Regions from separate parts of the Homo sapiens genome. Here region 1 is linked to region 2. The links are chromatin contacts, found by Hi-C or POLR2A ChIA-PET in ENCODE. All regions are on one chromosome and are shown on one strand. Each heading gives the region's core, a stretch centred on a gene start or an enhancer-like site at or near the end of the contact. The rest is flanking DNA. Distances are from core to core; before and after follow the strand shown.

What was found. A loop is a pair of places that touch in the nucleus more often than their neighbours do. ChIA-PET counts read pairs that join two places held with the same protein, here RNA polymerase II (POLR2A). Pooled maps may share reads with other maps.
Region 1: a loop to region 2 is called in a map of transverse colon, with 2.7 times the contacts of the local background. The contact joins two enhancer-like sites. A Hi-C loop is called at or near these places in 2 of 168 maps with a recorded cell type or tissue (sigmoid colon and transverse colon) and 1 of 50 pooled maps. POLR2A ChIA-PET finds 5 or more read pairs at or near these places in 1 of 52 experiments (IMR-90).

Annotation. Positions count from the first base shown.
Region 1 is chr10:76,333,256-76,340,853 of GRCh38, reverse strand. The region is part of intron 6 of LRMDA (leucine rich melanocyte differentiation associated); the gene reads right to left. Among named protein-coding and RNA genes, the nearest start is that of KCNMA1-AS1, 550 kb to the left of the region's middle. RefSeq lists a silencer at 4,329-4,623. Within about 2 kb of position 4,298, at least 5 of the 41 ENCODE cell types and tissues checked have a DNase peak (open chromatin) inside an H3K27ac peak, as active enhancers do; they include transverse colon, where a contact is called at or near this core.
Region 2 is chr10:76,247,196-76,254,381 of GRCh38, reverse strand. All of the region lies in intron 5 of LRMDA (leucine rich melanocyte differentiation associated), which reads right to left. Among named protein-coding and RNA genes, the nearest start is that of KCNMA1-AS1, 640 kb to the left of the region's middle. RefSeq lists a silencer at 2,117-2,411. Within about 2 kb of position 2,186, at least 6 of the 41 ENCODE cell types and tissues checked have a DNase peak (open chromatin) inside an H3K27ac peak, as active enhancers do; they include transverse colon, where a contact is called at or near this core.

The DNA.
Region 1 (7,598 bases), core at 3,049-5,548, 84 kb before region 2:
TGCCTACTCCTGGTCTAAGTCATAATATTGACTGCAAATAATGCTGAATTTACCCCAATCTTTATTGCGCTCTGTGTTGTTGTTGTATATCTCATTGCTTTGGCTAGCACATCCAAGGGAATGTAGAATAGTCCTTCTCTGCTTGTTCTGAGACTTTGATGGAAATTTTTTAAATCCCTCTTTCATATGCAGGTTGCTATAGGTTTCTGGTAGATACACTTTATCAAGTTAGGGAAGTTCCTATCTATTCTGTGTTTACTGAGAGATTTTAGCAGAAATGGTTGTTAAATTTCATAGGTTTCTCCCTCTCTCTCTCTTTTTTTTTTTTTTTTTTTTTTGATACAGGTTCTCACTCTGTCACCTAGTCTGGAGTGCAGTGACACGATCTTGGCTCACTGCAACCTCCGCCTCCTGGGCTCCAGAGAGCCTCATGCCTCAGCCTCCCAAGTAGCTGGGACTACAGGCATGCATCACCATGCCCAGCTATTTTTTGTATTTTTAGTAGAGACAAGGTTTTGCCATATTGGCCAGGCCGATCTCAAACTCCTGAGCTCAAACAATCCACCCTGCTTGGCCTCCGAAAGTGTTGGGGTTACAGGCGTGAGCCACCATGCCTGGCCTCCCTCTCTTTTTATAACTAGTAACATCATCCTTATATATAATCCCATTTTCTTTTTTAATATGCCAATATGACACATTTACTGATAAATTCTAAAAGTAAACTAACCTTTCAATATTGAGATAAACCCTACTTGGTCAGGAAGTACTATTTTTTAAATGCATTACTAAGTCTTATTGTTAATTTCTCATGGAGGATTCCTTTATTCATATTTGAAAAAGAGACTGACCTAGAGTTTCATTTTCATGTTTTCTCACATTGCTTAGGGTCAGTTATGGATTCCTAGTAAGAGAAAAAGAGTAATTTTCCATATTTTTTATTTTCTGGAATAAATTATAAAAGATGAGATGCTACTTCTCTTTGAGGGCTATATGGTTATTTTTAAAGTTTCTTTTATCATCTTATTTTTTTCTCTGTTTAGACTTATATTTCTTCTTGAGACAGCACTGGTAACTATAATTGCCTTAAAATTACTTGTTTTACTTAGATTTTCAGATTTATCAATATGAAGCTCAATAGCTTTGTGGGGTTTTTTTTGTCTCATTATTCCTAATGTTAAATGTCAATCTCTATTTTTTCTTACTTTGATCTGCTAGGCTCACCTTTTTCTTAAATATCTGTTGGTATTGTTGATAAAGTATATTGTACATTGTTTTTATTTTATTAAGTCCTTCCATGTGTCATTAGGTTTGCTTGGTTTTTTAATTAGGATATATGAAAACATAGTTCATATATTTTTATCTTCTATTCCTTGTTTTACAGTTTATGTTTCTAAGGAGGAAAAATCCTTTAATTAGACTTTTGGTATATCCCACAGTTTTTAATATACTACAGTGTTATCACTTCCATTTACTCTTAAAGTATACTGTATACTATTTCCTCATAAACCCAAAACTTCATTTATTTCTAATTCTGTAGTCTATAGTTCTTTTTCTTACCTCTTTTACTTTTTTTTTTTTTTTTGGAAGGAGGGGGAAGGAAGTCTTCCTTTTTTAATATAATTTCTAATTTGACTTAGTTATGGTCAGTTAATTTGAAAGAAGCATGTTACACTTTTCTTTATGAGCCAGTTTGTGGATATGAGCCAATTTGTGACTGTTTCATACAGGTTTTTAAAGAATATCACCTTATTTTCCATGTAACAAAAGGAAGGTATTGTAAAAAGTCCATTCATTTAGCTGTCATTTTCATAGGAGATGTGCTAAAGTCTTCATGATGGTGACTTTGTTAGTTTTTTCTGGTATTTCTAGAAGTTTCTGCTTTATGAATTTCAAAGCCATGTCATTGGGTACATTAAGATTCATGATTGTTTTAGATTCCCATTATATCTTCATAGTTATACAAAATAACCCTCTTTGTCATTTCAGTAATCATCTTGAGTCTTATTTTGTCTAATATTAACATTGCTCTTCCTGGATTTTGTGTTAGCAGGTATCCAGTATTTCTGTCCTTTAATTCCAGTATTTTCAAGTTTTCTATGTCATTTTATTACATGCACCTCTTGAAAAAGTATTTTATTTTACATTTTTTTTTAACCAAATCTGGTAGTGCTCTGTCTTTTAGTCTAGTTCATTCTCATTTATTATGACTTAATACATTTGTACCAACTCTTGCCATCTTATTTTTCTGATCCAATCACTCATACTTACTGCCCTGGCTTAGAGATAGCTCTGTTACTTGATGCCTAAACTAAGGATGGAGAGAAGTATACAGACAATGTGACCCATGTGGCTGTACCCACTGAGGAAGCCCAAATTATTGCCTGCTATGAGGCCCCCAGTAGCTTTCTCTGTGCTTAGAGAACTCCTGAAGCTAGTTCTACATCCATTTATTTATTATTTATTTATTTATTTATTTATTTATTTATTTATGAGACTGTGTCTCACTATGCTGCCCCGGCTGGAATACAATGGCTATTCACAGGCTCAATCACTCAACACTACAGTCTCAAACTCCTGGATTCAAGCAGTCCTCCTACGTCAGGTATATCTGAGCTTGTAGGTATATGCCACCCTGCTGGGTCTTGGTTCTGCATTTTGAAACTCTGTTGCATTTGTTTTGGGCTGTGATCTTGCAGGAAATCTATAGTTTCTGATCAAAAGCAGTACCCTTTCTTTCTTTTCCAGTTAGTTATTCATTTGGGAATTGTTTTTTTTTTTTTCTATAAGGAGAAGGGTAACAGCATTTCTATTATTTCTTCTGCCTTGAAATAGCTTCCTGTCTTAGTCACAGTAAACAGTGTTAAAATAATCTATCAGGAAGCCATTAGGCTGAGATGGTTCCAGCACTTTGGATTCCTACATAAGCAAACCAAAACCCAAGTCAATGTAAGCAGTAAAATGAAACTTAAGCTTAACCAACAAGAAACCACTAACTAACTTCTAACTGGGACTTTCCACTTTAACCAATCAAATAATTTCTTTGTCTTGGCTTCCACAAACACCTTATAAAAAATATTCCCTCACACCCTCTTGGTGGAGCCCTGAACCACGTGCAATCTAGTGCTGCCTGATTCATGAATCACCATCTGCTCAAATAAATTCTTTAAAATTTTAATGCTCCTGGGTTTAACATTTAACAATGGGCTACAAGTTCTAGCCCCTGGTATTGTTCTGGCTTCATCTACCACTCTCCCCCTAGATTACTAACTCCAGCCACACTGACCTCTTGGTTGTGCTTCATGTATGCCAGGAGCACGCTCCCACCTCAGGGCCTTGCACTTGCTCCTTCCTCAGCCTGGACCACTTTTCTCTCAGACATTCTCAGGGTTCCATGCCTCACCTCCCCAGGTCTTTACTCCACCATCATCTTCTCAGTGGTGACTTCTCTGGCTGTCAGATCTTAAATTGCCAACACATACTCTCTCATGCCCTTGATCTGCTGTCGTTTTCATCTTAGTACCGATATACCATGTGGTGGTTTTATTTTTATCTTAGTTATAGATCCTCTCTCTGACTAGAACATAAGCTCTTTGAAGGCAGAAATGTTTGCCCACTTTATGCACAGCTCTATCTCTAATGTTTTGAACAGGGCTTGACACATAGAACATGCTCTATAGATATCTCTTGAATGAATTAATAAACTTCCAGGGATTTGGAAGAAGAAATGGAGGCTATGGAATATGTTAAGTCTGCTATCCTAGTTCCCCTTGTACTTTAGAATCATGCAGACATGCCAACATTCACTGCCCTATCTAACCTGTCTCTGGAGGAGTTTCATTTTCTGATTTGAACATTATATGAAATAAAAGTTCCAGAGAGTTTCCAAGGAGGCAGATTAAAAAAAGGGGGGTGGGGAGAAATTAGACATAACAAGGAAAGCTATCTCTTGAGAAAAGAAATTTGTGTAGGAGGATGGTTGTATGGGTTTCCTTAATCAAAAACAAAAAAGGGACTGCATCTTATCCTCTTTGACTCTCCTTGATTTAGGATAAACTGATGAGGTATAGCAAGATAAATAAAGGAATAAAGAGCTAATCCACAAGGGAGAAGACTGTTTTATTGCTCTCACACAGATGTCTGTCCTAACAACACAGGATATTTTTTTTTCCTTTGGGGGAGGGTGGGAATAGAGTTGGGGAAGCAGCAATTTAAATTGGGACCTCTGGGCAGTCTGTGTTTGGGAATTAGCACTGCATTATTTCCCTGGCTCCCCACCCCCTCTTGTCATTTAGTTGAGAAACATTTGCCCTGGAACAGCACACAGAGTTTGCATTAGCATCCCTGAGGACAGAACTTTGACCCCACAGACTAAGGAAGCTACAAATGGAAAATTCCAAGTTGCTGTACTCTTTTATTTTCATGCTAATGCTTCTGCAGAGAGTATTTAAGGAAACAGATGCACAAGAATAATAAAGAGCTGAGGACTAAGAACTCCTCTGGCAACTGAAGTTATGCTCCGTCCAGCATGATCCTGTATCTCCCTGTGCTTGCACAAGTCCAGGAGGGTCAAGGTGAAACCCTGATTTCATTTTATGAAAAAGCTGAACCAGCACTGACATAGAGAACCCAGGATTACATCCAGTCAGGATTTGAAAATTGTTTAAGTTTCATTTCACTTCCTTCAGGCTACCTCAAAGAGAGATGAGCATGTCCTTCAGTAAAAGGCCTTGGGGAATGGTGATTTCTCTATCTCCCTTGCCAATCCACACCCTAGTTCAAAACAATACTCATCCTTCTGTAAACCAAAAATAAAATTCTAAGCCTCCCTCAACTATCTTAATAGACTCCCTCCTGTTGGCCAGGGCACTCCAAAGTTAACCTGAAAAACTGATTCAGGCTATGATGGAAAGTCGGGGGTGGGTTGGACATGCCTCATTATGCCCTCCTCCCTGTTGGAATTCAGGAAAAGCCAACCAGCATTTAACATCAACATAGACCTTAAGTCTGATAAGAAATATTTACAATCTATTCTCTCTGAAGCCTGCTACCTGTAGGCTTCATCTGCATGATAATGCCTTGGTTTCTACAACCTCTTATATCACCCAGCTGTTCCTTTCTATTGACAACTCTTTCAACCAATTGCCAATCAGAAAAATTTTAAATCTACCTATAACCTGGAAGCTCCCCCCACTTAAAGTTATCTGCCTTTCTGGACCAAACCAATGTATATCTTACATGTATTTGATTGATGTCTCATGTCTTCCTAAAATGTATAAAACCATGCCATACCCAGACCACCTTGGGCACATGTCATTAGGACCTCCTGAGGCTGTGTCACAGGCGCATCCTTAAGTCTTTGCAAAATAAACTTTCTAAATTTATTGTGAGACATGTCTCAGATACCTATGGGTTCATACTTCCTTTGGATCTAACCTAAACAGTGCTTACTATATTTGCAGCACCTGGCTACTTCCCTTGTATTCTGTGCAACAAGAAAAACTTCTCACTTTGTCCTAAGAATAATCTCATCCTCGGTATAAATCCTCATGTGGGAGACATATGAGAGCACTACACTCTGCAAAGCCAGATCATCTTAATGTTTTATCCTAATTTGCAAACAAAACTTAAATTTTACTTCACCCTAGCTATGTCTTGCAAAGGAGAAGCTAACTGGAAATGTAGAATAATCATATCTAATTCTTGCTTTAAATGATCCACCCCCTACTTTCACCTAGATTATGACCAGAAACTAGACAAGAATCCACAACTTGATCTCTTCCTAAATCCTTTCACACTTGGAACTCACGCAGGGAAAGTTCTTTCAACTCAGTTCTCACCTTCATCCAAGGCCACCTCCCAATCTTTCTATCATCACAGATCCCTCCCTTCTCTGCACTCTTCCATCTAGCTTGGCCTCTGCTTTCTCTGCATAGGACCTTGTCTCCAATTAGACTGTAGGATTCCTGAAGGCAGAGCCCACAGCTTCTTTTTCATCTCCTACATGCCCTGGTGCAGGGTTCCACATGTTACGGCTCTCATGAAAACCATGGTTGAGTGACTGATTGAAGAAACAGCAACAGGCCCCTGCAGTGACCTGAAGCATATGGAATTCTGAGCAAGGGAAATGAAAAGCCCAAAAAGCCCAATACCACACCCTTTATAAAGTACACACATCACAACAAATCCAAGGTTATTGGAAAAGTAACAGCCCTCTCCCCAGACCAGCCCCAACCAAAAAATTTCATTAGAATGGATAAAGAAACTGCTGTAAATATTAATGGCTGGAGGAGGAAGCTGGAGGACGGCAGGCCGAGCTGAGCAGGTGTTCACTTCCCTCAATTTCAGTCCGTTTGCAGCCAACAACGTCATCATTTGGCCTTCTTGAGCTCACCGACAGGCCATTTTTCATGATTTTACCATTTCTGGCCAAATGCAAACTTTTTAATTAAATGTGCCACATGATTCCAGATGTTTGTTTATTTGTTCCAAAAAAGGTTGTAAAATCACTACATGAGGAAAAACCTGGGGCAGGGGTAAAGTTTTCTACAAGAGACAGGGAAATAAAAAGAGTCAGAAGAACTGGGACTAGGAAGTTAATACTGGGCCGAGCTCACGGCTGAACAATTTAGACCAAAAGCATTGGCTTCAAATCACTCTCCTTCCAGGAGCCCAAGATTCAGAAATAAAACACCCTGGACATTTATTAGTTCTTAAGAGAATGAAGCTCATCTTTAAGCCAAAGGCTAGAATGAGAACAAATGTTTGTGGCTGCTCTGCCTGCTTTTTGTACGTTTGTTCCTGCTGCCACAGCTCCACTACATTAACTCCACCGGTCTTCCATTTAACAGGCCAGATTAGAGTTCATGCATGAATGGTGGGAGAGAATCCTGTGATGAGGATGAACCGACAGAGGGGCAACAGGCAGAGACCACAGCCTCCCACACACCATGCTGGCTTCCTTATAGCTTTCTGGTCCTCTGTTTCTCTCTACCCTGAAATATAATCAGTATTCGGTCTATTGTGTTTGCAACAGAATGTTTCTCATATTCCTTCCTTTATTTTTTGTACTCCCAGTCAGCCAGCCAGCCACTCCAGGCCTTGATCATCGAATGCTGGATTATTGTAACATTATCCTGGGCCCTGTGTTTTAGTTTCAAAAGCCAACATCAGAAATATTCTGAATAACATGCGGAGGAAAAACACTGACTGTCCAGTTTCTCTGATGCCTGAGCCCTCGTGACCAAACCATCAGCAACCTCATACAACAACTCCATAGTGGCCATAAGGTTCCCTGTGCATGGCCCCCACTCCTGCTCTCCTGGCAGTATCTATCCAGGCCCCAGCTGTCTTCCCCATCTGTTACCAAGTTGTTTTCTAAATTACCTTTGCTAGAAACCTGCTCTTTGGAGGCATCACAGTCTATGGGCACAGAACCTGGTTATCTGGAAATCTAAGGCTTCTAAGACTGAAACAATTTCCTTCCAATCCCATCCCACCATGGCCTCCTTGAATCCAGGCTCTCTCCTTTCCAATTACCCCTGGATACTGCTTGCAGATTAATAATCCTACAGCATGGTTTTAAATAAAATATAAACCCT
Region 2 (7,186 bases), core at 937-3,436:
TAGCATAGCATAGCATAGCATAGGATAGGATAGGATAGGATGGTATGGTATGGTATGGTATGGTATGGTATGGTATGGTATAGTATAGTATAGTATAGTAATTTCCACAGATATTGATCCTAATAGGACATGAAATTCAAGAAGGAAGGATGCTACTAAAAGTGAAATTCTGAGTATATAATTATGAATATTGACAACAAGGAAGGAAGGTTGGGGAAGCTTGAGGATAGGGAAGCAGTGAAAGAAACCAAACTAGTATAACTGTATGGGGCATATTCTAGTGAATTCAGATTTTAAGAAGTCACTTATGAAAACCATGCTCAAAGGAAGAAAATAAGTCTACTGTTGGAAAATGGTTGTTAAAAAAAGAAATCCCAAATGACAGAGGAAAGGCAGAATGATTAAAACTAAGCTCTTGTTTTGTCATTATTTTCTCCATCATGAAATTATATCCTTGGGCTAGACTGATGAGTGAAAAGTAAAAAAGAAAAAAGAAATGGAAGAATGAGGCCCTAGAGAGCTTATGAGACATAGGAGATGCCTGGTGTCTAGACCTATACAAATAGTATCTTATTTTACAATAGCAACAACAAAAAAATTCTTATAGATCTGCTCATGGAAACAATGTTACTAATATTTGAAAAAATACAGATAAAAAGCAAATTTGGGCAAATATTTTTGTTGATTTTTTAAAGGAGGAACAGAAGATTCTAAAAATAATGACACTAAAATTGTAAAAAATTATGTTAAATATATGATATATGAGCACGTTGAAAAGATAGTAGCAACTTTTAAGAGCTAGTACATCTTTTTACCTAGAATGAGCTAGGCCAAATCAATCTCTCTCTCTCTCTCTCTCTCCCCCTCTCTTCTCCACTCCCTTTCTCTCTCTCTCTCTCCCTCCCTGCCTTCTAGCTCTGTCTTTTAGAAACAGTTATTCAGCTGGTAGATCAGTGAGACCATAAACATTATAAATTGATTTCAATAAGACATCTAACAAAAATCCCCCATGATATTGCTTTGCAACAAATAAAATAAATGAGATGCAATTCATAGCAGATCAATTAACTACATCAAAAAAATGTTGATCCATGAATCAATGTCCTTAAACCTACCCACAGGACTCTATCCTTGCCTCCAGACTGTTGAATAAAACCCAGAAATCTGTTCTAACAATAGGCTAAACCCAAAGACCCATAATATGCAAAACAAAGCAAAAGTACCCACTTAGATCTGAAAACTCAATTTCCCAAGCAAGGGATGGGAGAGTTTTGCTGGGCAGTCGCTTATATAAAAATAAAAGCCCAGAAAGCACTGGTTGACTCTGAGCTATGTTACAATAACACACGGCAGATGCCTGGCCTCCCTGGAAGTTGCCCCGCTCATACACAACTGTCTGCATGTCCTGGGTGGGATGCGGGATGAAATGTTTCTTCCAATCCTCAGGTTCCACGAGTCTAATATCAATATGAATTCCTGCCTGGTGACCTGTGTGAGTATTGCTCAACAACTGTAGAGGAAGAATTGCAGAAAACGAAGGCGATTACAAGTTTTTCTAAAGCCACTGATTTTATCACAAGCCACATACAGAAACCTTCCCAATATCTGCTAATTACCAAAAGGTAGTGATCCTCCAATATCTAGCAGTAGGACACACACCCCAGCTGACCAAACCATGAGTTTAAGACAGGCAGAAAAACCTAACATCTCCCTACCATGACAAAGGCAACTAGAATTGCCAAATCCTATACACAAAACATTTAATTTATAACAGTTAAAACCTGGCCTCTGACCAAGTCCAAAAGAACTATGTCTTATTTCACTTGCTCTTGAATATGTCTCTTTCAGAGATAAATGGCTCTGCTCTTGGCCAGTCCTCCCCTCTGTGTGGTGTTTTGTTTAGCTGGGCTTATGACAAGCCAAGAGTTGATGCATCTGCTTGAATGTGTAATTTACCTCTCTGGTCAACTTAGCTTTTTTTTCCTTGACAATATTATGTCAAACAATCACATCACAACTGGCTCTGATCTCTTTGTTGTTAGCTAATAAATTAAAGAGTATTTATTATCTGCAATCCTTTTTTCCTCTTTTAATGGTGACACATTTGTGGTGAATTACAGGGCAGCTTTATAAACTAGGCTCCAGGCCAGTCTCAGGCCCTGCGTCCATGTGAACGTTCCTTCTCCCGGTTGGCCTCCCGGACTGGTGGTAAATCAAGGCAGCTGTCACAGTACACTAAGTTAGTGTGCGTCATTGGGGAGAGCAGGAAGCGTTGGGGGTATAATTCTGTCCATCAAACTAATATGTTATATCAGTAGCTTTGTAATCTTCTGCCATAACTTATGGGAAGTGACACCTAAGAATTCACTTTGAAGGCAATGTGTTTCTTAGACTTTAAGTCAAAACAGACCCGATTCACAGCAACAGTTCCTCTGTTTACATGAGTGGATTTCTAGTGCCGGGGAACCAGGTCCCTATCAATGTGGCAGTATTTAACACGCTCCACCACCGGCTGGACTCTGTTTACAGCCCTCACGGCAGGATTTGTAAACTTTTCAAACAGGGTTTCTTCTCTTCTTGTTACCCTTGCCTTAACCTCCAGTAGCGGGATAGATAAACATGCTCCTTGAATGTTATCATGACAAAGCAAACCTCTGACAGATGGGAATGAATGGGTGACCCATTTCCCTTGTCCGGTCCCCTTCAACCTTTGTCTTGACAAATGTGGGAAATGGCTCTGGAGGACAGAAGAATACTCACACCGCTATGATAGCACTGTCAGCTTTGTGCTGTTGCTAAATGTCCACATGATACTTAGAAGCGACGGGAGGGCCGGGCGCGGTGGCTCACGCCTGTAATCCCAGCACTTTGGGAGGCCGAGGCGGGTGGATCATGAGGTCAGGAGATCGAGACCATCCTGGCTAACAAGGTGAAACCCCGTCTCTACTAAAAATACAAAAAATTAGCCGGGCGCGGTGGCGGGCGCCTGTAGTCCCAGCTACTCGGGAGGCTGAGGCAGGAGAATGGCGTGAACCCGGGAAGCGGAGCTTGCAGTGAGCCGAGATTGCGCCACTGCAGTCCGCAGTCCGGCCTGGGTGACAGAGCGAGACTCCGTCTCAAAAAAAAAAAAAAAAAAAAAAAAAAAAAAAAAAAAAGAAGCGACGGGAGATAACCTTCAATGGACAGTGTGCTTTTCTAAGTCATGATATCAGTGTGACCAGACTTAGACCATACGTCCTCTGAAAGCAATGCGTTATTTTCTAGGATTTGCTGTTGGATTGTCCCTGTCTTCCCCCACTCTCTCTTCCTTGGCTGTTTTTCTCAGCAGGCCAATGAGAGAAGCCCTTTGGGGAAGATTAAGTAGTTTTGTGAGCTGCCATCTGATGGAAAAGAAATCTACAAGAACTGTTCAAAGGAGCTCTTCCTCCCCCAGGCACAAGACTAAATATGCACAGTAAAGAAATTTGAAAAATGCCTGCCCTTGCCATCCCCAATACCCCTCTGATTGATAGCAGAGAGGGTTTGCTATGATAATTCTACTTTGACAGGTCCCAGGCATAAATCCCACAAAGTTGTTGCTCTAGTTTGACAACCTTGGAGGGCTCCAGTTAGGAACAGGAAACAGGCCTCTATTTTTCACCCTCAATGCTCCTTCAGGTGCAAAGAAAAGACTGTATGGAAAAAATAATTTCTTATCTAAGGGGGAAACCAAATTCAAAGCAGTTTTAATACTTATTCATCAGAAAGAATGTCCAATGGAGAAAAATGTGACCTCAGTCCTGCTTCTTCAAACTTAAATTGAAATGCTCCAAATACGAGATTTGAAACCTATTCATGATGAGAAACGGATACCCTTTTTTCATTTTTTGGTTTTCCAAAGTTATGTTAGTATTCTCCTTCAAGGTCAGCCTAGAAATGTATCATAATATTTTATAAAAATCATTACTTACAAATGAAAGTACATACATATCATAACATCCATAATTTATCATCAAAGCTTGCAATGTGCCACCCTCTGTATCCCATTATATCCACTCAATTCTCATAACCACCTTAAATGAGTAGAGTCTCAATTTATAGGAATGCAGTTAAAAAGAGAGTCAAACTAATGAATTTTTTCCAGGATACATCTTTCAATCTTGCTTCACAATATGCCAGGGGATCTTTGGGAATCAGTGCACCTTCCCTCTCCCCTTCTCCAGCTGAAGAATGATAACTCAGCAATGAGAACCTTAGTCATGAAATCATATTCAACTGTGTTAAATGAAAAATTTGTGGCCCAGTGAGGTGGCTCACACCTGTAATCCCAGCACTTTGGGAGGCCGAGGCAGGTGGATCACCTGATGTCAGGAGTTCAAGACCAAGGTGGCCAACATGGCGAAACCTCATCTCTACTAAAAATACAAACAAAATTAGCCAGGCGTGGTGGCACATGCCTGTAATCCCAGCTACCCAGGAGGCTGAGACAAGAGAATCACTTGAACCTGGGAGGCTGAAGTTGCAGTGAGCTAAGATCATGCCATTGCACTCCAGCCTGGGCAACAAGAGTGAAACTGTCTCAAAAAATAAATAAATACATAAATAAATAATTTGTGGTTTGCTGTAAGTTAACTAGGCAAATAAATTAAACAGAACCATTCTCCAAGCATTTTAGTCGATCTACCTGGAAATGCAGTATTGTGACCTATTAAAAAATATTAAGTGATCAAACCCAGGCAAATATTTAAAAAGAAGCAATATTTTCTGTTTCTTTAAAACTTGTCAGAAGGTGAATATTTTCCTTCCAATGTCTGCCTCTTTGAATGTGAGACACAGTTTTCTCTTGGCTGTAGGATTCCATTCTAATATTAAGAAAGGGTTCATAAAGCTCTGATACCATAAGAGTGGATTCCTCTTCCTTCATGGGTGCCATCGGAGTTCTGCAGAAGGTCTGCACCTACTGAGAGCTGACGACAACAGGGAAGAAAGAATCCAGTCTTGGAACACTCAGCAAAAGTTGGTTCTTTAATTTAATAGGACTAAAACACAAGGACTTCACCCTGGATCATGAATTGAACCTCCTTTTCTAGGGTATTTTATGACAGAAGCATCTCACTGAGAATCTAGCCACCCGCTAGGAGTACTCAAGCATAGCTTTGCCAAGAAAGTCGGTGAGGAAAGCAAGAATAGAAAACAGCAAGCTGCCCATAAAAATGGGGAGTAATATCTGAGTTTTTTTAAGTCATAGAGCAGCTTGAGCAAATCTCAAGAAAAAGAAACTTGCTACATAATTCTTTCTCACTCCATTGCCCCTCTAAATAGCAAACAGGATATGAGTCCTTGTAAATACCTATAAATTTTCAGGGAGAAAAACAAGTCTGATCTTTGTGTACAGAGTTCTAGGCTGTAAGGAACATGGTTAGATTTCTGTTTCCCTTAGAGGAAGATGCCAGAACAGCATTTTCCCATCAAGTGTTGATAAGAAAGGCATTTAGCATTTCATAGGATGAGGCTGCTGTAAGTGGGTGGTATGACATGATAAATTATGGCCAATGTCATATTAATAATTACAGGCCCTTCCACACATGCTCACTCTGTTCTCAAGCCAATGATATGTTATCCTGCACAAAGCCTTCCGCTGTGGCAGATGTGATAGAGATGTTCCTCTCCCAGAAAAATTCTGGAATTCTTCAAGGTTTAGAGGTGAGGGCCATCTTTGTGGTCCATAAGCAAAAACTAAACTGAACTCATACTTTCTGCAAATGTAGCTCTGCTTACGTCTGACTTTCCACCTTGATCCATGTCCTTCCCTCCGGTATTCAATCTACTTCTCTGCAATATAAGCACAAAATCTGGGGCTAGGAAGGCATTTTAAAATTAGAAAATCATCTTTATCCAACCCTAAAGAGGCATGTCTTAGGATGTTAAGAAATGTTTTTGACGGACTCTTCAGAGACTCCCAAAGAGAGAACTTGCTCTTGAAGAAGATGAGGCTAGGGTTGGAGTCTGGTGAAGTATTGCCTAGATATGTTAAGGAACTCTGTAAAACCTGACATGAAGTCAACAATTGCCCAGATCAGGGTATCTCAACCTCAACACTATCAATATTTCAGACTTGATCATTCTTGGTTGTGGGGACTGTCCTGTGCATGGTAGGATGTTCGGCAGCATCCCTAGCCTATATCTACTACATGCCAGTAGCATACTCCTGCCCTGGGGGTACAAAAATTAAAAATGTATCCAGACATTATTAAATGACTCTTGGGAGTCAAAATAGCTCCCAATTGAGAGCCACTGTCCTGGACTATTGGGGTAAGATCATTCCACTGAATCTCTGCAGGCCACACGTTTTCCAATGAAGACGGCTGGATTCACGAGCATATATGGACACCTGTGTCCTTTCCCCATTATTTGAGAAAACATGATAGGACTGCATATAACAATACCCTTCCACTTGGACTTTTTAGCAAAAATGCAGGTACCTTCACTGTTGGTCCAGGGAGTCTCTGCTGGGATGACTTTTGTCTGCTCCAAATATTCTCAACCTCCGGAAGGCACTCCAATCTCTTTACATGGCAGTCTTAGGGTGTCAAGAAGAGGGTAGGACCCCACATGCAAATGCTTTCTAAGCCTCTGATACATCATGTTTGCTAACGCCCTACTGACCAGAACAAGTCACAAGGTCAAGCCCCCATTCAAGAGGTGGGTAGAGAAACTCTACTCTTGATAGGAGGAATATTACAGACACCTTGCTGGGTTGGGTTGCGGGAGGCAGGGGGGATTCATGCATACAGGGATAGAATAAAAGTGGCCATTTTTAACAATCTATCACACTAGGTGAATGGATTTCATAGCAAGTACTTTTCTAGCCAGAGTATTCCAGTTTTATCCGCAGCTGAATCTCTCAAAAGGATCTATAATTATTTTCCAAATAGCAAATGTGTTTGGTTGTCACAGAGGCCCTGGGCTCTGAAATGGCTTGCTCAGTCCCCTTCAACTAAGCTCACTCCATAGGGTTTCATGGTTAATAGCCAGACTACCTCGCCCAATGTTAAGGATGTTGCCTCAAATTCTGAGAAACCCCAAGACTCCCTCACTTTTCTCCATGCCTTAAAGACAGAAAAATCCAGCTTTCAGTACAGCATTGTGGAGAAATATCAAACTAGAAATCAGAAAATGTAGTTTTGTATTTTAACCCCATAAACAG